Regions from separate parts of the Homo sapiens genome. Here regions 2, 3 and 4 are each linked to region 1. The links are chromatin contacts, found by Hi-C or POLR2A ChIA-PET in ENCODE. All regions are on one chromosome and are shown on one strand. Each heading gives the region's core, a stretch centred on a gene start or an enhancer-like site at or near the end of the contact. The rest is flanking DNA. Distances are from core to core; before and after follow the strand shown. Region 1 holds the start of RILPL2 (Rab interacting lysosomal protein like 2). Region 2 holds the start of HIP1R (huntingtin interacting protein 1 related). Region 3 holds the start of HCAR1 (hydroxycarboxylic acid receptor 1). Region 4 overlaps VPS37B (VPS37B subunit of ESCRT-I).

What was found. Hi-C counts contacts between places; a loop is a spot of excess contacts on that map. ChIA-PET counts read pairs that join two places held with the same protein, here RNA polymerase II (POLR2A). Pooled maps may share reads with other maps.
Region 2: a loop to region 1 is called in a pooled map, with 3 times the contacts of the local background. The contact joins the promoter of HIP1R here to the promoter of RILPL2 in region 1. A Hi-C loop is called at or near these places in 1 of 168 maps with a recorded cell type or tissue (B cell) and 4 of 50 pooled maps. POLR2A ChIA-PET finds 5 or more read pairs at or near these places in 1 of 52 experiments (Panc1).
Region 3: a pooled map shows a loop between it and region 1 (5-fold over the local background). The contact joins the promoter of HCAR1 here to the promoter of RILPL2 in region 1. A Hi-C loop is called at or near these places in 4 of 37 single-sample maps with no recorded cell type and 7 of 50 pooled maps.
Region 4: a pooled map shows a loop between it and region 1 (2.7-fold over the local background). The contact joins the enhancer-like site here to the promoter of RILPL2 in region 1. A Hi-C loop is called at or near these places in 6 of 37 single-sample maps with no recorded cell type and 9 of 50 pooled maps. POLR2A ChIA-PET finds 5 or more read pairs at or near these places in 1 of 52 experiments (GM10248).

The regions. Positions count from the first base shown.
Region 1 is chr12:123,433,169-123,440,262 of GRCh38, reverse strand. RILPL2 (Rab interacting lysosomal protein like 2) reads left to right here and starts at 3,579. Exons shown (of 4, transcript NM_145058.3): 1 at 3,579-4,181. The coding sequence starts at 3,843. RefSeq lists a silencer at 3,573-3,832 and an enhancer at 3,674-4,603.
Region 2 is chr12:122,829,949-122,837,254 of GRCh38, reverse strand. It overlaps HIP1R (huntingtin interacting protein 1 related), which reads right to left and starts at 1,798. Exons shown (of 32, transcript NM_003959.3): 1 at 1,612-1,798. The coding sequence starts at 1,704. LOC124903040 (a long non-coding RNA gene) reads left to right here and starts at 2,022. Exons shown (of 2, transcript XR_007063501.1): 1 at 2,022-2,081; 2 at 2,417-2,700. RefSeq lists silencers at 1,287-1,486, 1,657-1,896 and an enhancer at 2,147-2,196.
Region 3 is chr12:122,727,320-122,734,626 of GRCh38, reverse strand. HCAR1 (hydroxycarboxylic acid receptor 1) reads left to right here and starts at 3,783. Exons shown (of 1, transcript NM_032554.4): 1 at 3,783-7,307. The coding sequence starts at 4,288. The coding sequence ends at 5,328. RefSeq lists enhancers at 10-509, 4,354-5,021.
Region 4 is chr12:122,876,479-122,883,221 of GRCh38, reverse strand. The region is part of intron 1 of VPS37B (VPS37B subunit of ESCRT-I); the gene reads left to right. Among named protein-coding and RNA genes, the nearest start is that of VPS37B, 16 kb to the left of the region's middle. RefSeq lists a silencer at 6,272-6,480. Within about 2 kb of position 2,271, at least 8 of the 41 ENCODE cell types and tissues checked have a DNase peak (open chromatin) inside an H3K27ac peak, as active enhancers do.

The sequences.
Region 1 (7,094 bases), core at 2,330-4,829:
GGAGCTTCGTTTTGATTATTACAACATTCCTGGCGGGGCACAGTGGCTTATTCCTGTAATCCTCGCACTTTGGGAGGCCAAAGTGGGAGGATTACTTGAGGCCAGGATTTTGAGACCAGCCAGGGCGACAGAACGAGGCCTTGTCTCTTAAAAAAAAAAAAGAAAGAAAGGCAGGGTGCGGTGGCTCATGCCTGTAATCCCAGCACTTTGGGAGGCCAAGGCAGGCGGATCACGGGGTCAGGAGATCGAGACCATCCTGGCTAACATGGTGAAACCCTGTCTCTACTAAAACATACAAAAAATTAGCCGGGCGTGGTGGCGGGCGCCTGTAGTCCCAGCTACTTCGGAGGCTGAGGCAGGAGAATGGCATGAACCCGGGAGGCGGAGCTTGCAGTGAGCCGAGATTGCACCACTGCACTCCAGCCTGGGCAACAGAGCAAGACTCTGTCTCAAAAAAAAAAAAAAAAAAAAAAAAATTAGCCAGGTATGGTGGCAAGCACCTGTAGGCCCAGCTACTCAGGAGGCTGAGGTGGGAGGATCACTTAAGCCCAGGAGTTCAAGGCTGCAGTGAGCTGTGATCATGCCACTGCACTCCAGCTGGGGTGACAGAGCAAAGCCTCATCTCTTAAGAAAAAATAGGCTGGGCTCATGCCTGTAATCCCAGCACTTTGGGAGGGAGAGGCGGGCAGATCACCTGAGGTCAGGAGTTGGAGACCATCCTGGCCAACAGGGTGAAACCCTGTCTCTACTAAAAATACAAAACTTAGCTGGGTGTGGTGGTGGGCGCCTATAATCCCAGCTACTTGCAAGGCTGAGGCAGGAGAATCGCTTGAACCCAGGAGGCAGAGGTTGCAATGAGCAGAGATCATGCCACTGCACTCCAGCCTGGGCTACAAGAGCAAAACTCCATCTCAAAAAAAAAAAAAAAGAAGAAGAAGAAAGGCTAAGCATGGTGGCTCATGCCTGTAATCCCAGCACTTTGGGAGGCTGAGGCAGGTGGATCATCCTGAGGTCAGGAGTTGGAGACCAGCCTGGGCAACATGGTAAAATCCCGTCTCTACTAAAAATACAAAAAATTAGCCATGCATGGTGGCGCGTGCCTGTAATCCCAGCTACTCGGGGTGGGGCTGCTGAGGCAGGAGAATCGCTTGAACCTGGAAGGCAGAGGTTGCAGTGAGCCGAGATCGTGTCACTGCACTCCAACCTAGGCAACAGAGTGAGGCTTTTTTATTTATTTTATTTTTTTATTATTTATTATTTATTTATTTATTTATTTTTATTTATTTTTTTTGAGACCGAGTCTTGCTCTGTTGCCCAGGCTGGAGTGCAGTGGCGCGATCTCGGCTCACTGCAAGCTCTGTCCCCGGGTTCACGCCATTCTCCTGCCTCAGCCTCCCGAGTAGCTGGGACTACAGGCGCCCGCCACTACACCCGGCTAATTTTTTTTGTATTTTTAGTAGAGACAGGGTTTCACCGTGTTAGCCAGGATGGTCTCGGTCTCCTGACCTCGTGATCCGCCCATCTCGGCCTGACTTTTTTATTTTATAAAAGTAAAATAGGCCAGGCAGGGTGGCTTACGCCCGTAATCCTAGCACTTTGGGAGGCCCAGGTGGGAGGATTGCCCGAGCTCAGGAGTTCGCGACCAGCCTGGGCAGCACAGTGAAACCCCATCTCTACTAAAATACAAAAAATTAGCCAGGCGGGGCGGCATGCGCCTGTGGTCCCAGCTACTGGGGAGGCTGAGGTAGAAGAATTGCTTTAACCAGGGAGGCGGAGGTTGCGGTGAGCCGAGATCATGCCACTGAGCTCCAGCCTGGGCAACAGAGCAAGATTCTGTCTCTAAATAAATAAATAAACAAATAAATAAAATAAAATAAAATAAAATAAAAAGAAACGACCCTCTGAAAATAGTGTGTTTTGTTAATTTGCTTTGCTTTTGTTGGTTGGTTTAATCTATGTACATTCTCCATTGAGATTCTAGTACCTCAGTGTGGAGAAAATGGATACACCTATCACAAGGAAAGCTGCCAATACATTCCTGGGAAAGACAAGCCCCGTTGCTGAGCTTTCTGCCTGAGACTATCACAAACCTCCAGTGAAACCTAAAATAACTTGAGATTTGTTGTGCCTTTTTTTTTGAGACATGATCTTACTCTGTCACCATGGTCCCACTCTGTCACAGGCACCACTCTGTGGTGAGATCTTGGCTCACTGCAGCCTCAACATCCCGGGCTCAAGTGGTCCTCCCACCTCAGCCTCCCGAGTACCTGCCACTACAGGCATGAACCACTGTGTCCAGCTACTTTTGTTTACTTTTTGTAGAGACAGGGTCTCACTATGATGCCCAAGCTAGTCTCAAATTCCTGGGCTCAAGCAATCCTCCTGCGTCAGCCTCCTGAAGTGTTGAGATTAAGGCATGAGCCACAGCGAATGACTCAAGTTTCTACGCCACTCTGCTAATATTCTCAGTAATATGGATTCCGCATATGTGTCGAATGCTTTGTGATTTTCAGACAGGGGTTTCTCTCTTGTTAATTACTCCTCCTTCTCTCACCCAAGTAGCAAGGTGTCTCCAACACCAGCAATTCCTCCCTAGCGCTGTGGAAGAAAGAATGAAGGGGCCGGGCGCGGTGGCTCACGCCTGTAATCCCAGCACTTTGGGAGGCCGAGGCAGGTGGATCACGAGGTCAGGAGATCGAGACCATCCTGGCGAACATGGTGAAACCCCGTCTCTACTAAAAATACAAAAAAATTAGCCGGGCGTGGTGGCGCGTGCCTGTAGTCCCAGCTACTCGGGAGGCTGAGGCAGGAGAATGGCGTGAACCTGGGAGGCGGAGCTTGCAGCAAGCCGAGATCGCGCCACTGCACTCCAGCCTGGGCGACACAGGGAGACTCCGTCTCAAAAAAAAAAAGAAAGAAAGAAAGAAAGAAAGAATGAAGGATTGCAGTCACGTATGTGAGTGCTTCCTAAGTGCTTGAGGTGTCGCACACATGATCTCATAAGCTCATGTTCCTCGCAGCAACCCTGCCACCTGGGTCCCGCTATTGTCCCCATTTTACAGAGGAGGAGACTGAGGCTCGGAGACGTTAAGTAACTTGCCAAGGTGACAGCGCTGGTTACGTGGAGGAGCCGAGGACCCAGCGAAGTGAGCAGGGCAGACATTCTCCATTTTATTGAGAGTCACAGCGAAGTCGGACGCCCCAGGCCCTAGTGACAATTTGCCTGGGAGTTTTCCAGATCCTCAAGCCTCGGGGACTCTGTCGCGCTGCCCCCAGCAGCTGCTTTCTGTTTGGCCGCAGGCTCCAGAAAACACCCTCAAAGAGACACCCGGATCTTCCATCACCTACGATGCAAATTCTACGGCTGGAAAGCACGAGGGTGGAAAGGAAAAAGTTGCGTTCTTTTTACCCCGCTCTGGATTGCACGGTGGAAACTCCGTCTCCACGGAAACGCACCTCCTGGCAGCGGTCGCCAGGGGCGGGGCTCAGGGCGGCTCCTCCCCGGGGCTGCAACTGTTCCCAGGCTGGGGCGATTGCCGTCACCCCTGAACTTCCCCGTTCCTCTTCTCGGCTGCCTCCTTTTCCGTTGTCCCTTCGCGCCCCAAACCACATCCTGGAGCGCACTCTCCAGCGTGGCTGGCAGCGGGGACGGTGCGCCGGGGCGCAGGCCCAAGAGTCGCGTGCGCGGCCCCTTGCACCATCCCCCCGGGCCCACCCCCGGGCCGCGCTGATTGGGCAGGTAGGGACTCTGCCCAGCGGAAAGTTTTGGGTGCCGGGAGGAAGTCTAACCTTTGGGAGACTCCAAGACAGCAGCTCCGAGGTCGGCGGGGGTCTGGGTGGCCATGGAGGAGCCCCCTGTGCGAGAAGAGGAAGAGGAGGAGGGAGAGGAGGACGAGGAGAGGGACGAGGTTGGGCCCGAGGGGGCGCTGGGCAAGAGCCCCTTCCAGCTGACCGCCGAGGACGTGTATGACATCTCCTACCTGTTGGGCCGCGAGCTTATGGCCCTGGGCAGCGACCCCCGGGTGACGCAGCTGCAGTTCAAAGTCGTCCGCGTCCTGGAGATGCTGGAGGCGCTGGTGAATGAGGGCAGCCTGGCGCTGGAGGAGCTGAAGATGGAGAGGGACCACCTCAGGAAGGAGGTGGAGGGGCTGCGGAGACAGAGCCCTCCGGCCAGCGGGGAGGTGAGTGTGGGAGCGAGGGTTCCGGGCCCACGGCGCCTGCGGGGCGTAGGAGGGCACCTACTGGCAGGGAGACGCCTTCCTTTTCTTTTCTCTTCTCTTTTCTCTTTTTTCTTTTTTTAAGAGATGGGATCTCGCTGTGTTGCCCAGGCTGGTCTCAAACTCCTGGCTCCAAGTGATCCCCCAGCCTCAGCCTCCTAGAGTGCTGGGTTTACAGGTGTGAGCCACCCTGCCTGGCCAGAATCTGTATTTCTAACGAGTTCGCAGTTAATGCTGATGCTATTGGCCCAGGGTCCACAGTTTGAGAACCTTTGACCTAGAGCAAGAAACACTTTTTTTTTCTTTTGACACAGGGTCCTGCTCTATCTCCCAGGCTAGAGTGCAGTGGTGCAAACACGGCTCACTACAGCCTTGGCCTCCTAGGCTCAAGCAATTCTCCTGCCTTGCCCTTCCAAGTAGCTGGGAGTACAGGCATGTGCCACCATGCCTGGCTAACTTTTTTGATGTTTTGTAGAGATGGGGGTCTCACCGTTACCCAGGCTGGTCTCAAACTCCTAAGCTCAAGGAATCCTCCCACCTTGGCCTCCCAAAGTGCTGGGCTTGTGGATGTGAGCCACCACACTTGGACAAGAAACACATTTTACCTAAAGAGAAATTAGTGCATATGACCACAAAAAGACATAGACAAGAAGATTCAGAGCAGCTTTAGTCTCAGCTGCCAAACTGGAAACACTCTAAATGCAACCCAATTGAGTTTTGAAATTGTGATATATGGAATACTATGCAACAGAGAAAAAGAACGGGGTGCTGATACACACAGCAGTGTGAATGAATCTCACAGATGTAACATTGAGAGAAAGAAGCCAGGCACTAAAGAGAAACTACTGTAGATTTTTTTTTTTTTTGAGTCAGAATCTTGCTCTGTTGCTCAGACTGTAGTGCAGTGGCGTGACCTCGACTCACTGCAACCTCCACCTCCTGGATTCAAGCGATTCTCCTGCCTCAGCCTCCTGAGCAGCTGGGATTGCAAGCGTGTGCCACCACGCGTGGCTATTTTTTTTTTTTCTTTTTTGGTAGAGACGGGGTTTCACCATGTTGGCCAGGCTGGTCTCAAACTCCTGGCCTCAAGTGACCCACCCACCTCAGCCTTCCAAAGTGCTGGGATTACAGGCCTGAGCCACAGCACCCAGCCCTACTGTACATTTAAATAAAATTCATGAACAGGCAAAATAATTTATAGTTATAGAAGGCAAACTGGTGGTGGGGGGAAAAGAAGGGAAATTGATAGAGAGCTAGAAGTGTCCCATATCTTAATCAGGGTATGGATATAGGGATCTACACATATGTTAAAAATCATCTGGCTGGGTGCTGTGACTCACGCCTGTAATCCCAGCACTTTGGGAGGCCAAGGCGGGCAGATCACAAGGTCAGGAATTTGAGACCAGCCTGGCCAACATGGTGAAACTCTATCTCTACTAAAACTACAGAAAAAAATTAGCCGGGCGTGGTGGCGGGTGCCTGTAATCCCAGCTACTCGGGAGGCTGAGGCCGGAGAATTGCTTGAAACCGGAAGGCAGAGGTTGCAGTGAGCCGAGATCGCGCCACTGCACTCCAGGTTGGGTGACAGAGCGAGATTTTGTCTCAAAAAAAAAAAAAAAGTCTTTTTTGCGGGGACAGCTTTCTCTGTCATCCAGGCTGGAATACCATGGTGTGATCACAGCTCACTGAGGCCTCAAACTCCTGGGCTCAAGCAGTCCTCCCACTTCAGCCTCTCCAGTAGCTAGGACTACAGGCACACACCAACCACCTGGCTAATTTTTGTATTTTTGTAGAGATGGGGGTCTCACCATGTTGCCCAGGCTGGTCTCGAACTCCTGGGCTTAAGTGATACGCCCACCTCAGCCTCCCAAAGTGCTGGGATTACAGGCCTGAGCCACCATGCCCAGCCTAGTTTTTAAAATTCTTGTCGAAACTCATTAATTTTATGACCTACTAGCAGGTCTCCAGCCACAGTTAAAAAAGAAAAACAAAAAAGCTGCTGTAAGTGGACGATGTCTTTTTTAATCCTCAGACTATTATTGTTTTACAAAACTGAGGCACAGAACAGTTAAGTAATTTACCTAAGGACTTCACGGCAAGTTAAGAGGTGAAGTCAGGATCTTAATTCAGAGATGCTAGTCCTAAATACTCCATCCTAAAATACAGACATTTGACCTTACTTGTACTAACATTTGATGAGTGACTGCAGTGACTGATGCTAGGCTCTGGGGCTATGGAGATAACGTAGACAAGGTCCCTGCCCTCAAGAAGCTCACATCTAGTGGGAGAGGTCAGACACACAGTCCTAGAACCAGAATACAAGTATACAAACCAGGCCAGGCGCGGTGGCTCACACCTGTAATCCCAACACTTTGGGAGGTCGAGGCAGGCAGATCGCTTGAGGCCAGGAGTTTGGGACCAGCCTGGGCAAACTGGTGAAACCCTGTCTCTACTAAAAATACAAAATTAGCTGGACCTGCTGGCACACGCTTGTAATCCAGCTACTCGGAGGCTGAGGCACAAGAATCACTTGAACCCGGGTGGCAGAGGTTGCAGTGAGCCAAGATCGTGCCACTGCACTCCAGCTGGGGCAACAGAGCAAGACTGTCTCAAAAACAAACAAACAAACACCAAGTATACAAACCAAGGCTGGGCGCAGTGGCTCACGCCTGTAATCCCAACACTTTGGGAGGCCAAGGCAGGTGGATCAGGAAGTCAAGAGATTGAGACCATCCTGGCCAACATACCCCGTGTCTACTAAAAATACAAAAATTAGCTGGGCACGGTGGCACGTGCCTGTAGTCCCAGCTACTCGGGAGGCTAAGGCAAGAGAATTGCTTGAACCCGGGAGGCAGAGGTTGCATTGAGCTGAGATCA
Region 2 (7,306 bases), core at 549-3,048, 600 kb after region 1:
TGACACTCAGGAAGGTTGCCCTTGACTTCTTATCATTTAAGAGTAAGATCAATGAAGTTGGTCCTTCACATCCCATCTCCTCCATGTAGCAATCAGACCTCTTTATACGTCCTCAAAGGCACGAGAAAAAACTCAGTGAATAAACAAAGTTTCTGACAACATCCAGATATGTCTGCCAATTCAGGTTTTCTCCCTATGATCTACAAGTTCTTGGCACAATTAATTATGTATTGGTGACTTTAAATTTTTTTAAAATGACGGGCTATCCGGGCTGAACCAGTTGATGGTGATGAAGATCACAAGGCTAAATTGGTAATTTGCAGCCACCTGGGTTCCAGCACTTCGCATTTCTAAAGCCTTGATATCCTCAGGATTTATTATCGCTTTCTGGGTCAATCCCAAGCACAAAGGTTAGAAGGTCTCCCTGCGTTCTCTCTCATTTCAAAACGAAAGCTGTTGTAGAGTGCGTGTGCTAACTAGATGTGAAGGCAACCGCAGAAGTCATAGCTCTCTGCAAGGACAAGTGGGACGGAACTTGCAAATAGCCGCCACAAACGCAAATGTCACCAACCTGCTTTAGACAGGAGTGGGAGGGGTCCTCTGGCTTCCTTTATCTCTAGAGTAAAATTTTTCAGCCATTTCAGTCTTGGTTGACTTATTTTGGCAAATAAACAAGTATGCCCCCCTCCACCGCCCATCCCCCAAGCCTGAGAGCACTTCAAGAGTTTGTAAAATAAAAAGCAACAGGAAACCAGAAACGCAGCAACGTCTGCATCGTGGGTCCCCGGCACAAACACAAGTACAAAACGCACACCCGCGCCCTTATTTCATTTCTAACGCCTTCCCAGGATAGGCATCATCTGGAAGAGTTACAAGCGTGGGAGGCGCAGGAAGGGAGCCCCAGGAAGTTTCTGTCTGTCGGGCGCCGGTATTTAATGAGGGGGTGTGCACCTATTTATACGTGGGCAGCGCTCGGGCAAACAAGTCTGGCGACATACGAGAAGCTTTTCACCCAGCAAATAATAGGAGACTGTGCAGCCCTGGGAAACCGCTCACGAGAGAAGGAAGCTGGGAGTTTAAGGAATTTCCTTTAAGGAAATTGCCCGTGGGGGCATCGGTTTCAGGGGGTAGGAGACGGGGGCAGGAGCCGGCAAGGAGCGGCACGGAAGGTCGGGGACCCCAGTCGGGCCGCGCCGGCCCCGGGAGCACCTGGATCCCCAGCCCCCTCGACCCCCGGCGCGCTGGGCTCGCGCACACCCAACCCCGGCCCCATCTCCGTCCCCCGCCGCCTCAGCTCCGGCGCTCCCGGCCCGCGCACACCCTGACCCCGGCCCCCTCAGCCCCGGCGCCTCTGGGCCCGAGCGCCCGGCGGGAGCGGGGAGCGCGGCTTCCGGTTCACCTGCGCGCCGGTCGGCTCGGGCCGCGGAGGCCGGCGGGGGGCGGCAGCGGAGCTCTCGGAGAGCCCGGGCGGACACAGGCCCTGCCCCCGCGCCGTCCCCCGCCCCTGGCCGGCGCCTCCCGGGCCCCAGCCGTTCGCGCGTGAGGGGTCAGGGACGCCGCTTGCCCGCCCGCCCGCCGCCGCCCGCCGCCCGCCGCCCGCCGCCCGCTCGCCTGGGTCTTGTCGAACTGCTCGCGCTCGGCCTCCAGGCTGTGGCCCGGCCTGCGGCTCAGCACCCGCGCCGGCACGTTCTTGATGCTGTTCATCCTGCCGCCGCCGCCCGCTTTTGTCCGGCTCCGTCCGCGCGACTCACAGCCTCACGGTCCGGCAGCCCCAGCCTAGGCACCGCGAGGCCACCGCGCCGCGCCCGGGCCCGCCCGCCGGGGAGGAGCCCGCCTCGCCCCGCCCCCAACTCCAGGGCACGCCCCTCCCCCGCACACCTCCAAACCCGCCCCCCGCGCCCGCAAACGCCTCGCCCGCCCCCAACTCCAGGGCGCGCCCCTCCACCCGCACACCTCCAACCCCACCCCCCGCGATCTCGGGACACGCGCCTCTCCCCGCACATCCCCAACCCCCCATCCCGCGGCGACCCCGGCACACGCCCCGCCCCCCGCACACCTCCAACCCCCACCTCACTCACAAGGTTGGGGCACAGGCCAAACGCCCCCCCAGCTCCTCCCCACCTCTAATCCCCTCCCTAAACCCGGAGGGGAGGGTAGGGGAAGGGGGAGGGGGAACCCCTCCCTCCTCCTTCCACCCAGGGTAGGGACCCCAGCCAATTCCCTCTCCCCACCCCTCCTCCGAACTCACTAAGTCTTGTCTGCACCAGGGCAAGATCTGGTTAATTGGAGAAAATCTGGCCTCCATGAGTCTGGTCGGTGGCAGCACAGATAGACGCTTTTTTTCCTTTTTGGTCTTAATGTATGTGTCAAAAGGCACACAATGACACTCTCCCCTCTTTGTGCAATTCTGACATAGCTGCAGCTGTTATCCATGCGGGGATGCAGGATGCATTTCCAGAGACGCCGCCGGCTCCGCAACCGGACACCTCGCCAGCTCCAGGGACAATGGGGGCTGAGGCCGGGCGCTGTTAGGCTGGCACAGAAGGCAGGCGGATCTGAACAGCAAAGTACACCGAGGAGATGCCGCCAGGGGTGGCGTGAGGCTTTTTAAAAACATTATTATTGGCTTTCCCTTAAAATTACTGGTCACAAGACTGAAGTAAAAAAATAAATAAAAGCCCAGAGTCCTCTCTAAGCGTAGCTCTCAGATGGGTATTGTGTTTCTGCTGTTTCCCTTTCCTATCGGAATGCAGATGTGGAATCATGCATAAAGGTCCCTTGCTTTTGAAGGGAGAGGCACCGCCTGCCTGTAAGGAGGAAAATGACGCCCACGTAATCCTGACCCTTGTCTCCCTAGTGAGACTGTAACCTGTCTGAGGTCAGAGACCCTTTCCTTTCCTTTCCTTTCCTTTCCTTTCCCTTTCCCTTTCCTTTCCTTCCTCCTTCTTTTCTTTCTTTTCTCTCTTTCTCTCTCTTCTTTCTTTCTCTTTCTTTCTTTCTTTTCTTTTCTTCTCTTTCTTTCTTTTCTTTTTTTTTAACCGAGCTTCACTCTTGTTGCCTAGGCTGGAGTGCAATGGCACAATCTCACCTCACCGCAACCTCCGCCTCCTGGGTTCAAGCAATTCTCCTGCCTCAGCCTCCCAAATAGCTGGAATTACAGGCATGTGCCACCACGCCTGGCTAATTTTGTATTTTTAGTAGAGACAGAGTTTCTCCGTGTTGGTCAGGCTGGTCTCGAACTCCCGACCTCAGGTGATCCGCCCGCCTCGGCCTCCCAAAGTGTTGGGATTACAGGCGTGAGCCACCACACCCCGCCAGGGACCCTTTTCTTTAACTGATTCCTCACCCTCCAGCCCAAGAGCTAGAGCTGACCCCAAAAGATAACATTTGCCAAGACTCTCCTGTCACTGCACCAAAAGGAGAAATTAATCCTGTTTTCTCTAATTCCAATCACTAAAAAGCTTCTTTATCAGAATAACGGTAGAATCACAATAGCTGATATGTACTGAATGCTTATTATTTGGCAGGCACTGGGCTAAACCCTTCATATGTAACTTAGTCAACTTAGTTGATAGCTGTGCTCTAATAAAGACCACAGTAAAGGGGCTTTTTGCGGTACTCCAGCTGTTTCTCACACTCCTTTTTCCACACGGAACAAAAGTGGTTCTCCTGTGACCCTTCACGCATATACAGCATCCCTTTTCAACCAGGCAACAGCCCCTGTAGGTCTAGCACATCTGCCACAGAGACTTCCCATTAGCAACTGGCTTTTTAAATAATCACAGAGCCTATTACTGTGCCGGGCACCAGGCTCAGCATCTGTTAAACAGTATCTCACTTATTCTTCTTTAAAGTTGTTGATGAGGCTCGGCACAGTGGCTCACGCCTGTATTCCGAGCACTTTGGGAGGCTGAGGCAGGTGGATCACTTGAGCTCAGGAGTTCGAAACCATTCTGGGCAACATGGTGAAACCCCATCTCTACCAAAAAATACGAAAAACTTAGCTGGCCGTGATGGCGTGCCTGTAGTCCCAGCTACCCAGGAGGCTGAGGTGGGAGGATCACTTAGGCCTGCAAGGCAGAGGTTGCAGTAAGCTGAGATCATGCCACTGCACTCCAGCCTAGACAACAGAGTGAAACCTTCTCTCAAAATAAATAAATAAAAAATAAAGCATCAACAACTTTATTTTTATTTATTTATTTTTTTTGAGACAGGGTCTGGCTTCGTTACCCAGGCCGGAATGCAGTGGCATAATCATAGCTCACTGCAATTTCTGCCTCCTGGGCTCAAGTGATCCTCCCACCTCAGCCTTCTAAGTAGCTGGAACTGGAGGGATGCACTATCATGCCCAGCTAATTTTTTTTTTTTTTTGAGATGGAGTCTCACTCTGCCACCAGGCTGGAGTGCAGTGGCACGATCTTGGCTCACTGCAACCTCTGCCTCCCGGGTTCAAGCAATTCTCCTGCCTCAGCCTCCCAAGTAGCTGGGACTACAGGCGCCCGCCACCACGCCCAGCTAATTTTTGTATTTTTAGTAGAGACAGAGTTTCACCATGTTGGCCAGGATGGTCTCGATCTCTTGACCTCGTGATCTACCCACCTCGGCTTCCCAAAGTCCTGGGATTACAGGCATGAGCCACTGCGCCTGGCCATGCCCAGCTAATTTTTAAAGTTTTTTTGTAGAGACAGAGTCTTGCTAAGTTGTCCAGGCTGGTCTCAAATTCCCGGGCTCAAGTGAATTCGCCCACCTTGAAAGTACTGGGATTACAGGCCGAAGCCACTGCACCTGGCCTCTTGATGGTATTTTTTACAGACCAACAAACAAGCTCAGGTTCAGAGAGTTTAGCCCAGGTTCACACAACTGGTAAACGCTGCATTCGGGATCCAGACCCAGATGTGCCTGATTTCAAGGCCAGTGCCCGCAACACCCATGCCATTTGGACTACATTTTGTGGTCTATGACTTTCAGTACTATACTACCTCAGGCTTGCTGTTTAGGACCTGAGAGCACTCTCCTAACACATCTCTAAGGGATTGTACTTTATGTGCTTGTAGGTAAGATTTTGAGCTATTAGAGGGCCACCCTGTATTACTCAGTTTTATGTACTCAGTGCCTAGCAGGGCACCTGGCACATAGCAATGTTCAATATGTATGTCAAATGAAGGGCTGAAAGAGTGAGTAAACAAATACCTCATTTGGTATACTTCAACATACAGCTGATCTCACGAAAGAGTATCACTGAGGACATAAGGATACAAACTTCCCCAATCTTTTGTTTGTTTGTTTTTGTTTTTGAGACAGGGTTGCCCTCTGTCACCCAGGCTGGAGTGCAGTGGCATGATCTCAGCTCACAGCAACCTTCGCTTCCTGGGTTCCAGCAATTCTCCTGCCTCAGCCTCCTGAGTAGCTGAGATTACAGGCGTGCGCCACCACAGCCTGGCTAATTTTTGTATTTTTTGTAGAGACAGGGTTTCACCATGTTGGTCAAGCTGGTCTTGAACTCCCAACCTCAGGTGATCCACCTGCCTCGACCTCCCAAAGTGTTGGGATTACAGGCGTGAGCCACTGTGCCTGGCCCAAACTTCCCCACTCTTAATTTTTCTGGTTCATCTCTCTAACATCTTCAGGCAGGAGGCCTGGTCTACTATTGTCCCTGTCACTGACTGGCTTTTTTTTTGGCGGGGGGGATACGGGGTCTTGCTTGCTCTGTTACCCCTGCTGGAGTGCAGTGGCTGGATTATGGCTCATTGCAGCCTCAACCTCCTGGGCTCAAATGATCCTCCCACCTCAGCCTCCAGAATAGCTGGGACCACAGGTGTGCACCACCATGCCTGGCTAATTTTTAAATTTTTTGTAGAGACGGGGGTCTCACCACGTTGCCCAGACTGGTCTTGAACTCCTGGACTCAAGCAATCCTCCCACCTTAGCCTCCCAAAGTGCTGGCATTACAGGCAGGAGCCACTGCTCCCGGCCTGAGATTCTTCATGCCATCAGAATCAGGGTTCTGTTTTGGTGTATCTCGAGGGCTGTTGAATTCCTGCTCACCCCTATTACAAAAGCAAAGCAATTGGAATACAAATAAGACCTCGTTTTAAGGAAAATCCAAGATGCACAGGAGAGTTTACATCATCTGGCCCACTAAAACATGGTATGCTACCACACCCACACTGACTCATCGACTCGTATGCATGATCTGGCCCCAGCCTCTGTCCCTGGCTTCATCTTGCACCATCCTGGCCCATCAGGTCCCAGATGCGTCATGTTCCCTCCCACCTCAGAGCCTTTGCACATGCTGTTCCTACTGCCTGGAATTCTCTTCTGCTTCCCGTTCGCCCTACTTAGCATCCACTTGTCTTTAACTCTTGGCTCAGATGTCACTTCTTTAAGGAAGCATTCTCTTAACACTCCACCCTTCACCTGAGTCCCTATTATAAGCTGTCATCATATCTCAAAGCTTTCTTTTGTAGCACTAACCAGTCTCTTGTGAACTATGTATGGGATTCTTAGATTAGTGTGTTTCTACGACTAGATTGTCTGCTTTGCTCATTGTTGTGTCTCCAGTGGCCAGCAAAGCACCTACTGTGTGCTCAAAATTCTTTGATTTTTTGTTGGGTTTCTTTTTGTTGTTGTTGTGGTTGGGTTTCTTAAGCATGCATCTGGCTGAGAACCCAGACATCATCCTTTAAAGAACTGATTCATGTACACTTTTCATTCAATCAACTTCTCTCAAAGACCATTCTGGGTGTTTTTTGTTTGTTTGTTTGTTTGTTTGAGACAGAGTCTGGCTCTGTTGCCCAGGCTGGAGGCATGGCTCAATCTCAGCACACTGCAACCTCTGCCTCCCAGGTTGAAGTGATTCTTGTGCCTCAGCCTCCTGAGTAGCTGGGATTACAGGCACCCACCACCACGCCCAGCTAATTTTTGTATTTTTAGTAGAGAGGTGTTTCGCCATGTTGGCCAGGCTGGTCTCGAACTCCTGATCTCAAATGATGTGCGAGCTTTGGCCTCTCTAAGTGCTGGGATTACACGCGTGGGCCACTGCACCTGGCCCCATTCTGGTTTTTAAACCTCCTTGTCAGCTGCAGTCTTGATGAATGTGTCTGGTTTCTTATTTTGATCCTGTTCACTCTGTTCTCTATCACACTGGAGGTTGCTAAGATTATTCTGTTGAAGGCCTAGAATAATGAACTTTCCTGCAATGTGTCCTAACAAAATCATCATCAAATGGCTCAAGAGAAACAAAAGTACAACACTGCAAACCCACCACCCCAGCTACAGGTGTCAAACCACACAAAGCCACAGGAGA
Region 3 (7,307 bases), core at 2,534-5,033, 710 kb after region 1:
TGGTATTTTTAGTAGAGACAGGGTTTTCACCATGTTGGCCAGGCTGGTCTCGAACTCCTGACCTCAGGTGATCCACCCACCTCCGCCTCCCAAAGTGCTGGGATTATAGGAGTGAGCCACCACTCCCGGCCACGACCGGCTAATTTTTGTAGTTTTAGTAGAGTTGGGGTTTCACCATGTTGGGCAGGCTGGTCTCGAACTCCTGATCGCAAGTGATCTGCCTCCCAAAGTACTGGGATTACAGGCATGAGCCTAGATAGATCTAAATTTGGTGCACAAAGGAATAGGGCACCACAGCATGATCTTGAGCAGGAAGTCCAAGAAGAGAGAGACAGCATCTTCTTGAAGCCCTGGGGTAGAATAAGATCAGATTGTACGTGAAAAACCAGTAGGCTTTTGGGGTGGGTGCGGTGGCTCACGCCTGTAATCCCAGCACTTTGAGAGGCTGAGGCAGGCAGATCGCTTGAACCCAGGAGTTCAGGACCAGCCTGACCAGTATGGTGAGACCTTGTCTCTACAAAATATACAAAAATTAGCCAGGCATGGTGGCACGTGCCTGTGGTCCCAGCAACTTGTGAGGCTGAGGTGGGAGGATCACTTGAGCCTGGGAAGCACAGGCTGAAAGGAGCTACATTTGTGCCACTGCACTCCAGCCTTAGCGACAGAGCCAGACTCTGTCTCAAAACATACAAACCAAAAAAACCAGTAGACTTTCAGAGGAATAGATGCCATTTTTTTCTTCCTTAATCCTCTGCCTTACAGCTAATTCTACAGCCACAAAAAGAAAAAAAAAAAAGAGAGAGAAGAAGGTGATTTGACAAGACAAAGGATTTAGAAAAGAAAGGCAGGTGTTAGTCATGTGGAAAAAAAAGGAAGTATTTGTGTTTACAAGAATCCCGACAGTATCTGAGAATGTAGAATGAAGAATATTTTCCATTTGTTAAAAAATCCAGGCTAAGCATGTGAAGTACTCAGGGTTACCCCTCTGACCTCATCTTGGGGTGTTTCAACCTACCATGGTTACCCCTGTTAGTTAACACCTTATCACAGAATCACAAAGGCCCACAGAGTGAAAGTGGTTACAATGAGCTCTCATGAAAAGTAGGAGTTAGGCTTGGCATGGTGGCTTACACCTGTAATGTCAGCACATTTGAGAGGTCAAGGTGGGTGGATCACTTGAGCCCCGGAGTTTGAGACCTGGACAACATGGCAAAACCCCGTCTCTACAAAAAATACAAAAATTAGCTGGGCATGGTAGCATGCACCTGTAGTCCCAGCCACTCAGGAAGCTAAGGTAAGAGGATGGCTTGAGCCTGGGAGGTTGAGGCTACAGTGAGCCAAGACAGAGCCACTGCACTCCAGCCTGGACAACAGAGCCAGACTCTGTCTCAAAAAAAAAAGAAAGAGAGAGAGGGAGGGAGGCAGAGAGGGAGAGAGAGAGAGACAGAGAGAAAGAGAGAGAGAGAAAGAAAGAAAAGAAAGAAAGAAAGAAAGAAAGACGGAAGGAAAGAAAGAAGGAGAAAAGTAGGAGTTAGTCATCCAGGCCAAGAGTATGAAGTTTGTCTTCAAAGAACTCCTGAATTTGTGGGGGAACTAGATATAGACGTTTGACGAACACGTTTTTATTTATTAGAGGTTATGAGACTAGCGAGTAGGGTGGAAGGAGGAAAGTGGCAGGAAAATCATACTGGAAAGGTAGGTTGGGAACCAACTGTGAAGGACCTTGTACGTCAATCCAAGGAATGTGACCTTCAACCTAGAGCAAGAGGTGACAAACTCAAAATCCCACAGAGACTAGGCTTGCCAATGAGGAAAGCCAACCAGGTGTAAGGCAATAGGGAGTGGTGGGGACTGTGGCAAACAGTAAAGCTCATTCTCTGTCTACAGGGGCTCATTCTCTGTCTCTACTCCATCTACTCTAAGCTCCAGCTGATTGTTTCCATGTGGGAGTGTCGGTCCAGTGTGGCCAGATCTTCCAGTGTTCTAAGAGACAACAGAAATCCAGGTTTTTATAGGACTGCACCAGGTTTTAAAAACATATCGGCCAAGCCAGGCTGGTTTTTAAACCAGATATGGTCCACAGGCCATCATTCTAGCCCCTTGGCAGATTGAAGGGAGCTAGTGAAGATTTTTAAGTGAAAAAAGGTATATGATAATATCTGTGCTTCAGAAAAATCAGATTATTGTGTAGAAGATGACTTACAGGAAATAGATGAGAGGAAGGGAAACCAGTTAGGAAACTGTTTCAACAGTTCAGGTGGGAAGTGACTGCGGTCTGTGCTAGGGCGAGGCAGGGGAGAATGTGGGTGGACAGATTTGGAGTCCAGCATCCAGTGGGAAGAATTTAGCTTCAGTGTGCATCTAGAAGACAGACACATTCTTTCAATGCACCCCCTCTTTTCCGCCCCATTTTTTTTTTTTGAGACAGAGTTTCTTTCTGTCACCCAGGCTGGAGTTCATTGGCACGATCTCGGCTCACTGCAACCTCCACCTCCCGGGTTCAAGTGATTCTCCTGCCTCAGCCTCCTGAGTAACTGGGATTACAGACACATGCCACAACACCTGACTGATTTTTGTATATTTTTAGTAGAGATGGGGTTTCACCATGTTGGCAAGGCTGGTCTTGTACTCCTGACCTCAAGTCATCCACCTGCCTCGGCCTCCCAAAGTGCTGGGATTATAGATGTGAGCCACCGCGACTGGCCTCCACCCCATTTTCTTCTTTCTTTCTTTTTTCTTTTTCTTTTTCTTGTTGTTTTGTTTGTTTGTTTGTTTGTTTGTTTTAGACGGAGTCTGGTTCTGTCACCCAGACTGGAGTGCAGTGGCGCAATCTTGGCTCCCTGCAAGCTCTGCCTCCCGGGTTCACGCCATTCTCCTGCCTCAGCCTCCCGAGTAGCTGGGACTACAGGCGCCCGCCACCACGCCTGGCTCATTTTTTTGTATTTTTAGTAGAGACGGGGTTTTACCGTGTTAGCCAGGATGGTCTCCATCTCCTGACCTGGTGATCCGCCCGCCTGGGCCTACCAAAGTGCTTGGATTACAAGCGTGAGCCACCGCGCCCGGCCTCCACCCCATTTTCTAAACTGGAAGCTGAAAGGCACAGGGCAGATTAATAATCCTTAAAGCCAAAGGACAGGAAATTTTAGCAAAGACTCCAATTTTTTGTGCAGTCTAATGTTACTCATGATTGCTTTAGAGATGGACTCCTTAATCAACTCCTCCAATCCTCTTCCGCCCCCAGGGGGCAGTTTTAATTGATGGGCTCAGCACATAATTGAAATTAAAAACGTACATCTCATGGTGTTTGGCTCATTCAACAGCCAATGGAAACTCAGGGCCAAATCTTTGTAAAAGTTCTAGGCTCTGCTTCCCAGCAGAGGGGGAAACCGGCTCCCAAAGAGGCCGTTTTGTGGAGACAGACATATGAGAAGTGGGCTTCAGATCTATTTCATGGTCTTGGTGGTTGTGCAACTGGCCACTTTGGTTCACGGAAGGATGTAAAGGGCAGGGAGGTGGGAATAGAGCGGGGGAAAGGTGACTCCCGTCAAAGAATTTTTCTAACATCCATCAAGTATCGTGATTAGAACTTTTCTCTCCGCAGACTCCTCCAATTTTTGAGCGCGGTATTTTTCGGCACAGGAAATGGCCCGGAGGAGCTGCAGAGCAAAGCCTCCCCTCTCTGGCACCGCATGGGAGTGCCCCGTGGGATGAGGGAGAGGACAAGGCAGTCAGGCAAAGGTTACGGGAGGAAAGCAAAGGCAGGAGCCCAGAACCACTCCAGGAAATGTTTGGATTTCTCCACCAGGAGGGAGGACAAACAAGCTTTCTTCTTGCCTTCTGGGCAGCTTTGTGTGCTCTCCAGCACGGAGTCCGAGGAGGAACAGCGAAGCTGAAAATGAAAATTACTCTGGCGCTGGACCCAATCGCTCCTCTACGGCATCAATCTCATCGGACCCCCCCACCCTACCGCCTCTCAGAAATGACCACTTTTGCAAAATTGCATGCATTTCCAAGCTTCATCCGGCTCCAGGCTTGGCCTCTCCCAGAGGCAGGCGGCTTGTGAGACGGGCTCCAGAGAAAGGACCTCCCTGGGTCTCTCATTTCCTGGCTGAAGTTTCTCTTCTCGCTGCTGTGGCAGCATCCAACCCACACACACAGGACCCGCATCCTGGGTGATGAAGTCAGACACGCAGCAGCTGGGTGAGTGCTAACGCTCAGATAAGCATCTGTGCCATTGTGGGGACTCCCTGGGCTGCTCTGCACCCGGACACTTGCTCTGTCCCCGCCATGTACAACGGGTCGTGCTGCCGCATCGAGGGGGACACCATCTCCCAGGTGATGCCGCCGCTGCTCATTGTGGCCTTTGTGCTGGGCGCACTAGGCAATGGGGTCGCCCTGTGTGGTTTCTGCTTCCACATGAAGACCTGGAAGCCCAGCACTGTTTACCTTTTCAATTTGGCCGTGGCTGATTTCCTCCTTATGATCTGCCTGCCTTTTCGGACAGACTATTACCTCAGACGTAGACACTGGGCTTTTGGGGACATTCCCTGCCGAGTGGGGCTCTTCACGTTGGCCATGAACAGGGCCGGGAGCATCGTGTTCCTTACGGTGGTGGCTGCGGACAGGTATTTCAAAGTGGTCCACCCCCACCACGCGGTGAACACTATCTCCACCCGGGTGGCGGCTGGCATCGTCTGCACCCTGTGGGCCCTGGTCATCCTGGGAACAGTGTATCTTTTGCTGGAGAACCATCTCTGCGTGCAAGAGACGGCCGTCTCCTGTGAGAGCTTCATCATGGAGTCGGCCAATGGCTGGCATGACATCATGTTCCAGCTGGAGTTCTTTATGCCCCTCGGCATCATCTTATTTTGCTCCTTCAAGATTGTTTGGAGCCTGAGGCGGAGGCAGCAGCTGGCCAGACAGGCTCGGATGAAGAAGGCGACCCGGTTCATCATGGTGGTGGCAATTGTGTTCATCACATGCTACCTGCCCAGCGTGTCTGCTAGACTCTATTTCCTCTGGACGGTGCCCTCGAGTGCCTGCGATCCCTCTGTCCATGGGGCCCTGCACATAACCCTCAGCTTCACCTACATGAACAGCATGCTGGATCCCCTGGTGTATTATTTTTCAAGCCCCTCCTTTCCCAAATTCTACAACAAGCTCAAAATCTGCAGTCTGAAACCCAAGCAGCCAGGACACTCAAAAACACAAAGGCCGGAAGAGATGCCAATTTCGAACCTCGGTCGCAGGAGTTGCATCAGTGTGGCAAATAGTTTCCAAAGCCAGTCTGATGGGCAATGGGATCCCCACATTGTTGAGTGGCACTGAACAAGCAGACCAACAACACTGAGGAAGATAGAGTGGTGACTTAGAATTAACTCGTGCTAAGGGGTCGGGGGCTTTGAAAATGCCACCCCCCTTTCTTATTGCAAGACGGCTTCTCGCACATGAACTGCATCCTTCTCATTCTGTCGGAAATGAAATTCACACAACTATACCTTTTGGGGAGGTTCCAGTTGATTGAAGTGAGTTGGCTGCATTTTCTTATCTGATCACAATGGCAGGGGACAGAATGTGCATGGAGTGGAGCATGTGTGTGTTGGGAGGGGGGCTAGGAACTGCACAGCCCTTGTGTAATTTTCGTTGTTTGTTTTTGTTTTGAGACAGAGTCTCACTCTGTGTCCCAGGCTGGAGTGCAGTGGCACAGTCTCGGCTCACTGCAACCTCTGCCTCCCGGGTTCAAGCAATTCTCCTGCCTCAGCCTCCCGAGTAGCTGGGATTAGAGGCGCCAGCCAACACACCCGGCTAATTTTTGTATTTTTAGTAGAGACAGGGTTTTGCCATGTTGGCCAGGCTGGTCTCGAGCTCCTGACCTCAGGTGATCCGCCTGCCTTGGCCTCCCAAAGTGGTGGGATCACAGGCGTGAGCCACCGTGCCTGGCCTCCCCTGTGTCATTTTAAATGGCTAAGTAAATGGGTATATGTGTTTGAATGGGGCATGTTCACTCTCTTAGGGGCTATGGGGCAGTTAGCAGCATTTCCTATCCTCTGACCTTAAATCATTCCTTATCTCAGAAAACAGAAACCGGGCTCAGTCAATCAATGCTTTATTTCAGGCCGAATGAGGCTCTTTAGATTGGGATCTATTGATCTATCAATTTTCATCTTTACATTTCTTTGTACATCTGTACATTTTGTCCAAATGTACATCTGTACGTCTGTCATCATTGTGACTTCCTGGTAGCCCAAGAAGAACAACAACAAAACAATCTGCTCTGACCTTCTTCAAATCTTTGTATTTCAAAGAAGGTGCTGAGGGATCTGTTTCCTTGCCCTGGCTTCTCCAGTGGGATGTGCTGAGTCCAATACAATTGCTTTTATAATTGCTTTTGACAACTTGTCATGTGACTGTGAATTGAAATTATTCACTTATTTTCCAAGTATTTACTGAATTCGTATTTGGTGGCAGGCAGTATACTGTGTAATTTTTAGTGGAGGGTCATTAGTCAACTCTTATGTGACAGTAAAGTTTTTTGGGGGGGTGGGGACAGAGAAGTTAAGAGCTTTCATCCTTTCACGGAATACAGTTTCTAGACCGATTCTGTGTGAACATCAGTTTTGTCCTCTTATTGCAAGACTCCCTCATACACATGAGTTTCCCAAATGTGTACCTGGACCCCTCGAAACAGAGGACTCTACGAAATGACAAGCTGCCCCTGCCCTGAATTAGGGGGAAACATTCCAGGCCAACTCTAGCTCCTTTCTCAAGCTACAAAGTGGTGAACATGGTTCTCAACTCCTTAATTTATACTCTCTCAAATGCCCAGGATACTCTACCCACTTAAGAACCTTGCCAACTTCTGGGGGTTGGGCATGGTGGCTCACGCTTGTGATCCCAGCACTTTGGGAGACTGAGGCGGATCACCTGAGGTCAGGAGTTCTAGACCAGCCTGACCAACATGGAGAAACCTCGTCTCTACTAAAAATTCAAAATTAGCCTGGTGTGGTGGCGCATGCCTATAATCCCAGCTATTCGGGAGGCTGAGGCAGGAGAATCACTTGAACCGAGGAGGTGGAGGTTGCGGTGAGGTGACATCGTGCCATTGCACTCCAGACTGGGCCACAGGAGTGAAACGCCGTCTCAAAAAAAAAAAAGAACTTTGCCAACTTCTAGTTCTTTGGCCTCAAAACACCCCTCTAGGCTGTCCCTATTATTCCTTTTTTCAGAGGCACTGTGCAGCCTAGTGATGAAAAGTACGAGCTATAGAGCATTAGAAGCATCGAAGTTTGAATCTCAGCTCAAGCATT
Region 4 (6,743 bases), core at 1,022-3,521, 560 kb after region 1:
TTTTGATGTCTCCGATAAAAATAGCTATCTTTATTAATCTAATAGTTGGAAGTTAGAGGTTCTGTGTGTGGAGTGGGTTGTTTGGTGGAACATTCGATAAGCAGCTGGTAAGTTTCCTTCCTGAGTGGGCTGTAGCCTTGGAGATGGTTTCACACAACCCCCAGGATTGTCGTATTTTAGGACTGTTTCATAATGTTCTCCGATTCTTTAACTATATTTCTGTATTTGCAGATCTTTTAATTTTGTCAACATGTTAATAGTCCAACTCCGCAACTGTTAAGTTTGTTTCAGTAAAACTGAAGATTTGAATTAAGCCACATTAATGTGTTTACAGCACATCTAAGGGCCATCGTAGGCTTGGGTTACAGGCTTCACCTGAAGACCTGAATTCAGGTGGAGACTGGTGAAATTAGTTTGTCATTGGGAATATCTTTTTACTGAATGAAGGTGAATTTGGACTTTTAAATAACCTAGCCTTTAATGTAAAGCTCAAACTCAAATTGCATGTTACTTTGGTGAAATTTACCTTGAAATTAGTTGGTGTGATAAATCAAGTATAGTAAAATAAAAAGAGATGCAGTTAACCTAGCTGAATGTATGGCAGCCTTTCTTTATCAAACCTAACCCATAAGCCTGCTGCATTTAAGGTCTTAATGCAATTTGAGAATATTTCTAGTAGTAGAATAGTACAAAAGCTAAGATTTGTTTTATTCCTTTTCTTTGTGTTATAGATAACTTTGAATTTAATTTTATCTGGAGAGGAAAAGGTGAAAATCAAATTTCCCACCAAAAGGAACTAGTATTCCTTTGAGAAGGGCCAGCTAAGCTTGGGGGCAGCAAATGTACAGGATTGGTCTTAGACATATTTTACTGGAGAGCAGGGCAGCAGTGGTGTCCCAGAACAGCCTTTTATCAGAGATAAAAACTTCATTACTTCATAATGATACTCCCAAAAAGCTTATTGGTCATTTTTGGAGTTTGCTCAGGTATGAACTCAGTCTTCCAAAAGTTGGTTTAAAAAGAAAAAAAAAAGAACCAAGCATTTATCCAGCTTTTCCTATATAAACTGTATTTCATGTAGTCAAATAGATGAGGCAAAAAGTTTTTTATAGAAGAAATTGAGCCAACACATGCAGAGGATGATATTAAAGGATTATTGTGAATTTTGCTAAATGTGATTATGGCATTGTAGCTAGGGTTAAAAAGTTCTTACCTGTTAGAAATATAAAATTTTTAAGCATGAATGATGATGCTCGAAGTTTGCTTTAAACTACTTTTAAAAAAAAGCGGGAATATAGATGAAGATTGGCAAATGTTGCTAATTGTCGAACCTAGGAGACGGTTATACATAGTTTCATCATACTCATCTCTCTACCTTTACTTTTTGAAAGTATCTTCTATAAAAGGTTTTTTTAAAAAAGGTATAAATAGGAATGAACCTTAGATGATTGTTGTTATAACATGAAAATAGAGAAATAGTAAACTAGTAAATTTCCATTTGATCCTCTGCTGGAGTGTAGTGGTGTGATTACAGCCCACTGCGGTCTTGCCTTCCCTGGCTCAAGCAAGCCTCCTTCCTCAGCCTCCCAGTAGTTGGGACCACAGGTGCATGCTGCCATGGCTGGCTCATTTTTTATTTTTTGTAGAGATGGGGTCTTACTTTATTGCTCAGGCTGTTCTCCAACCAACTCCTGGGCTTAAACAATCTGCCTGCCTGGGCCTCCCAGAGTGCTGGGTTTACAGCCATGAGCCACCATACCTGGCATAATTTATTTTTAGAGATAGGGTCTCACCATGTTGCCTAGACTGGCCTTGAACTCCTAGGCTCAAGTGATCCTCTTGCTTCAGCCTCCCAAGTAACTGGGGCTACAGGCGTGAGCCACTGCACAGTAGTTAAGATCGCAGCTCTGGAGGGAGTTACTAGCAGTTGTAACTTTGACAGCTCGTTTAACCTTCCTAAGATTGTGTTTCCTGTCTCTTGAGTAAAATGAGGACAAATTTGTCTCACTGTCACAGAGGATAGAATGGAGACAGTGGAACTAAGAGAAGGTGGCACATGCTAGCTATGCTCAACAAATGTCAGCAAATTTTGTTGAAATGTGGAAGATACTGACAAGAGCAAAGTTTTCAGATCAGCACCAGTAACTTGTCTTACTTAAACCGTTAAAATCACATCTGTTTTGATTTTTCCCCTTTTTCTCTTTTGAGCCTTTTATTGGAAGAGCAGATGCAGTCTGTGCGGGTATGCAGTGCTGCAGTACGAAGTGAATGGCACCCCCTGGAGTTGGGCAGTGCACAACGCTCAGTGCCTTACGTAGGAGGATGGGCTTGACTGAGACTCTGAGCCAGACTCCCTGTGATGATGGTGTCTCCCCCGAGCCTGGCACACAGAGGTGCTTCCCAAGTATTTCTTGTATGAATGAACGAACAGATGAATGGGCCAACCACTGTGCTGGAGCATGTCATTGTGGCCCTGATGAGCTGTAGAAATGGAAGCTTGGGATTAGGGTTTTTCTGTGTGTGTGTCGTGTTTGTTTTTTTTTTTTCCTTTCTGTGGAGATCAGTGCCTCACTCCGTTGCCTAGGCTGGTCTTGGTCTCCTGGGCTCAAGCAATCCTCCTGCCTCTACCTTCCTTAGTGCTAGAATGACAGGCGTGAGCTACTGCACCGGTGTGTAAATTACACGTGTAAATATAGTGGCTTCGAGGCTCTCATGACAGTAATGCTACTCTAACATTCTGATATGCTTTCTAAGTGGGAGAGGGCTGATTTCAGTGAAGAGAAGCGTCGCACAAAGCCAGCTTGTGTCTGTGTCTCCGTGTGTGTTTTGTGTCTCATGTTTCACCACAGTTAATGGGTAGCTTCGCTTTCCAGCCATCAGTGTCATCATCTTCATTTTTCCCCCTTTCCATTTCACTGCCAAACTGTTATCACTGCTGGAGTAAAAGCTAGGAATGCAAGTAGTTTCCCAGTTTATAGCTGGTTGTATCAACCCATGACGTTACTGTTTATGAATTTGAACATTCAAAAAGGCTAATCTTCAAAAAAGCTTAGCAGGATTTTCACAATGACTGACAGATAGTGTCCTGAGGCCCCAATTATGAAGATTCTTATGGTTAAAATTGAGCAAGTTTTTTTTGGAGTACATTGGCACGATCTCGGCTCACTGTAGCCTCTGACTCCTGGGTTCAAGTGATTCTCCTGCCTGCCTCAGCCTCCCAAGTAGCTGAGACTACAGGCGCACACCACCATGCCTGGCTAATTTTTGTAGTTTTAGCAGAAACGGGGTTTCACCATGTTGGCCAGGCTGGTCTCCAATGCCTGACCTCAAGTGATCCGCCCGCCTCGGTCTCTCAAAGTGCTGGGATTATAGGCGTGAGCCACCGAGCCCAATCAAGCAAGTATTTAGCTATGTGCCTGTGTTAGCCTGGGTACTGCGCTAGGTTCTGGGCACAGGGGAATGATTAAGACATGGTTCTACTCTTAAGGGGCTTTATGGTCACCATTAAAAGAGTGGATGTGAGCTCAAGTGTCATTTTGTGTCATGGGGTAAACTGTTCTAACTATTTCAGTCAGGCTTCTGGCAAGACATGGCACAGTCAGCATGAGGGATTGGTGAGGAGTTGAATAAAGGGATTCCCCACAAGGAGAGGGCAGCGTGGAGACCCCCAAAGCCTGATGCAGGATTAGCAACAGCCATGCACTTCTCACTTCCAGGCCTGCGGGAGGGGCAGAGGAGAGGGCTGCCTTGGAGGAAGGGAGGGTTGGAGGACCTGGCCCAGCTGCAGCCGCACCTCAGCGAGGCAACCCGGGGAACACTCCCCATCTCCGCTGTCCCTTTTCATCTTCCTCCTACTGTTGATCCTCATTGCTGAATCCAACCAGAACCTGAGGGTGAGTGTCCGGGTGAAGGGTTGGTATAGGTCAGCCAGGTGGCTGCTGGGGCACAGAGCAGGATAGACAGTGGTTTTCAAGAACAGGTGGAAGATTCCAGCACTGTACTAGTCCTGTGGCTGCTGTAACATGACCACAAACTGGGCAGCTTGCAACAACAGAAACTTAATTCTGTCACAGCTCTGGAGGCCAGAAGTCTGAAATCAGGGTACCCTGTTCCCTCTGGAGGCTCTAGGGGAGGACTCTTCTTTGCCGCTTCCAGCTTCTCATGTGTGCTGGCGTCCTGGGCTTGTGACCACATCATGCTGCCCCCGTCTTCACATGGCTTTCACGTCTGCCTCTGTCTTCTCCATGTGTCTCTTAAAAGGACTCTTGTCGGCCGGGCAGGGTGGCTCACGCATGTAATTCTAACACTTTGGGAGGCCAAGGCGGGCAGATCACTTGAGGCCAGGAGTTTGAGACCAGCCTGGCCAACATGGTAAAACCCCGTCTCTACTGAAAACACAAAAATTAGCCAGGTGTGGTGGCATGCGCCTGTAATCCCAGCTACTCAGGAGGCTGAGGCAGGAGAATCTGAGGCAGGAGAATCGCTTGAACCTGGGAGGCGGAGGTTGTAGTGAGCCGAGATTGCCCCACTGCACTCCAACCTGGGTGACAGAGCCAGACTGCCTCAAAAAAAAAAAAAAAAAAAAAAAGGACTCTTGTCATTGGATTAGGGCCACCTAGATGATTAAAGATGATTGTTTCATTTCCAGATACTTCATTACATTTGCAAAGACCTTTTTTCCAATAAATGTAGGTTCTAGAGATTAGGGTGTAGACACATCTTTTTGGGGGAGGGGGGCACACCATTCAGCACACCACAAGCATCCTGTCACTCCCAGGAGACTTACAACACCTTCGTGACACAGCAGTGGACAGGTTTTTTGTTTTGTTTTGTTTTTCTTTCTTTTCTTTTTTTTTTTTTTTTTGAGACGGAGTCTCCCTCTGTCACCAGGCTGGAGTGTAGTGGCACAATCTTGGCTCACTGCAACCTCTGCCTCCCGGGTTCAAGCGATTCTCTTGCCTCAGCCTCCTGAGTAGCTGGGACTACAGGCGGGCACCACCCTGCCCAGCTAATTTTTGTATTTTTAGTAGAGATGGGGTTTCACCATGTTGGCCGGGGTGGTCTTGATCTCTTGACCTCGTGACCCACCTGCCTCGGCCTCCCAAAGTGCTGGGATTACAGGCGTAAGCCACCGCACCCGGTCTAGCAGTGGACAGATTTTATGATTCTGTTTGTCATATTTAGTAGCTGCACTCTCCTAAGGAAAGGAACCTCACCTTCCTGTTCACTTTTCTGTCTCCATTGCCTGTACTTCCAGAGCCAGCCCGTGATGATGCCTGAAAAAATTTTTTTTGATGTATGAATAGATGAACAAACAAGCACAGAAGAATACAGTGTGAATACAGTGAAGCCAGAGGTGTACTCTGCGAATACATGAGACACCCTTGAGTGGAATGGTTTCAGTAGATGGATTGTATGAGGTGTGAATTGTATCTCAATCAAGCGGGGCCTCAGGGAGTGCCCACCACTAAGGGTCTAGCTCTGTGTGGCGTTGGTGGGGCTGGGGAAGGTTTAGAAAAGGTTCCGTTGCTAAGACCTTGGTTAGGGTAGAGTTTGCAGCAGAGATTTGGATAGGAGGGCGTTCCAGGCTGAAGAGCCAGTGTGAGCAGAGTCTTTGTGGGAAGAACATTTTATATTCCTGGACCTAATGCTTGTTTAACAAGATGCTTGCTTGTGGCTGGGCGCAGTGGCTCAAGCCTGTAATCCCAGCACTTTGGGAGGCTGAGGCAAGAGGATCGCTTGAGCTCAGGAGGTCAAGGTTGCAGTGAGCCATGATTGCACCACTGCATGTCAGCCTGCGTGATAGAACAAGACCCTGTCTCAAAAAATAAAAAATGACAATAAAGATTGCTTGTTAAATAAAATGTGATTTATTTACTTTGCATAAATACTATGCCTTCTGAGAATGCTGTAGGTGCGGGCATATTTTGTTTTTATCCTAACGCAGCCCAAATTCCAAGTACACACTGGATTTTGAGCATTTAAAGGACTTCCGGTGCTATTAAGGATTCCCATTTGTTTGTTCAAGTTTGCTAAACGAATTCAGTCATGTCACTTACTTAGTTGTTGTAAGTATTATATTACAGTGTGAAGGGGGTAAAAAGAACTGCTATGAGTATCTTTCCATGAAGAAGATTTAGCTTGGAAATGTGGGCAGATTTGTCTGCCTTTGTGTTTAGGAAGGCACAATTATAATTACAGGTGGAGGAGCTAGACACTGGCCAGCTGGAATCAGAATTTCACATTGTAGAAGTGTCTGGTCTGGAAAGCATCCATGGGAAACCTACACCCTTGACCCAGCATTGGCCACAGAGCTGCAGGCGGTCTCCTGCCTCTGCCTCTGCCCCTGCGTGCCTCTCCTTTGTAGCAGCCGTGGCATATGCAGAGGGGACTGTAGATCTCTTTTCTTTCTTGCTGACTTTATTTTCTACCACACTCCCCCAACCCAAATAAAGAAATAATGACATGTGCATTTGAGATAGTGTGTGTGTTTTTTTTTTTTCTCTTTCTGAGATGGAGTCTTACTCTGTTGCCCAGGCTGAAGTGCAGTGGTACAATCTTAGCTCACTGCAACCTCTGCTTCCCAGGTTCAAGCAACTCTCATGCCTCAGCCTCCCCAGTAGCTGGGATTATAGGCACCCGCCACCACAGCTGGCTAATTTTTTTGTATTTTTAGTAGAGGTGGGGCTTCATCATTTTGGCTAGGCTGGTCTCGAACTCCTGACCTCAAGTGATCCATCCGC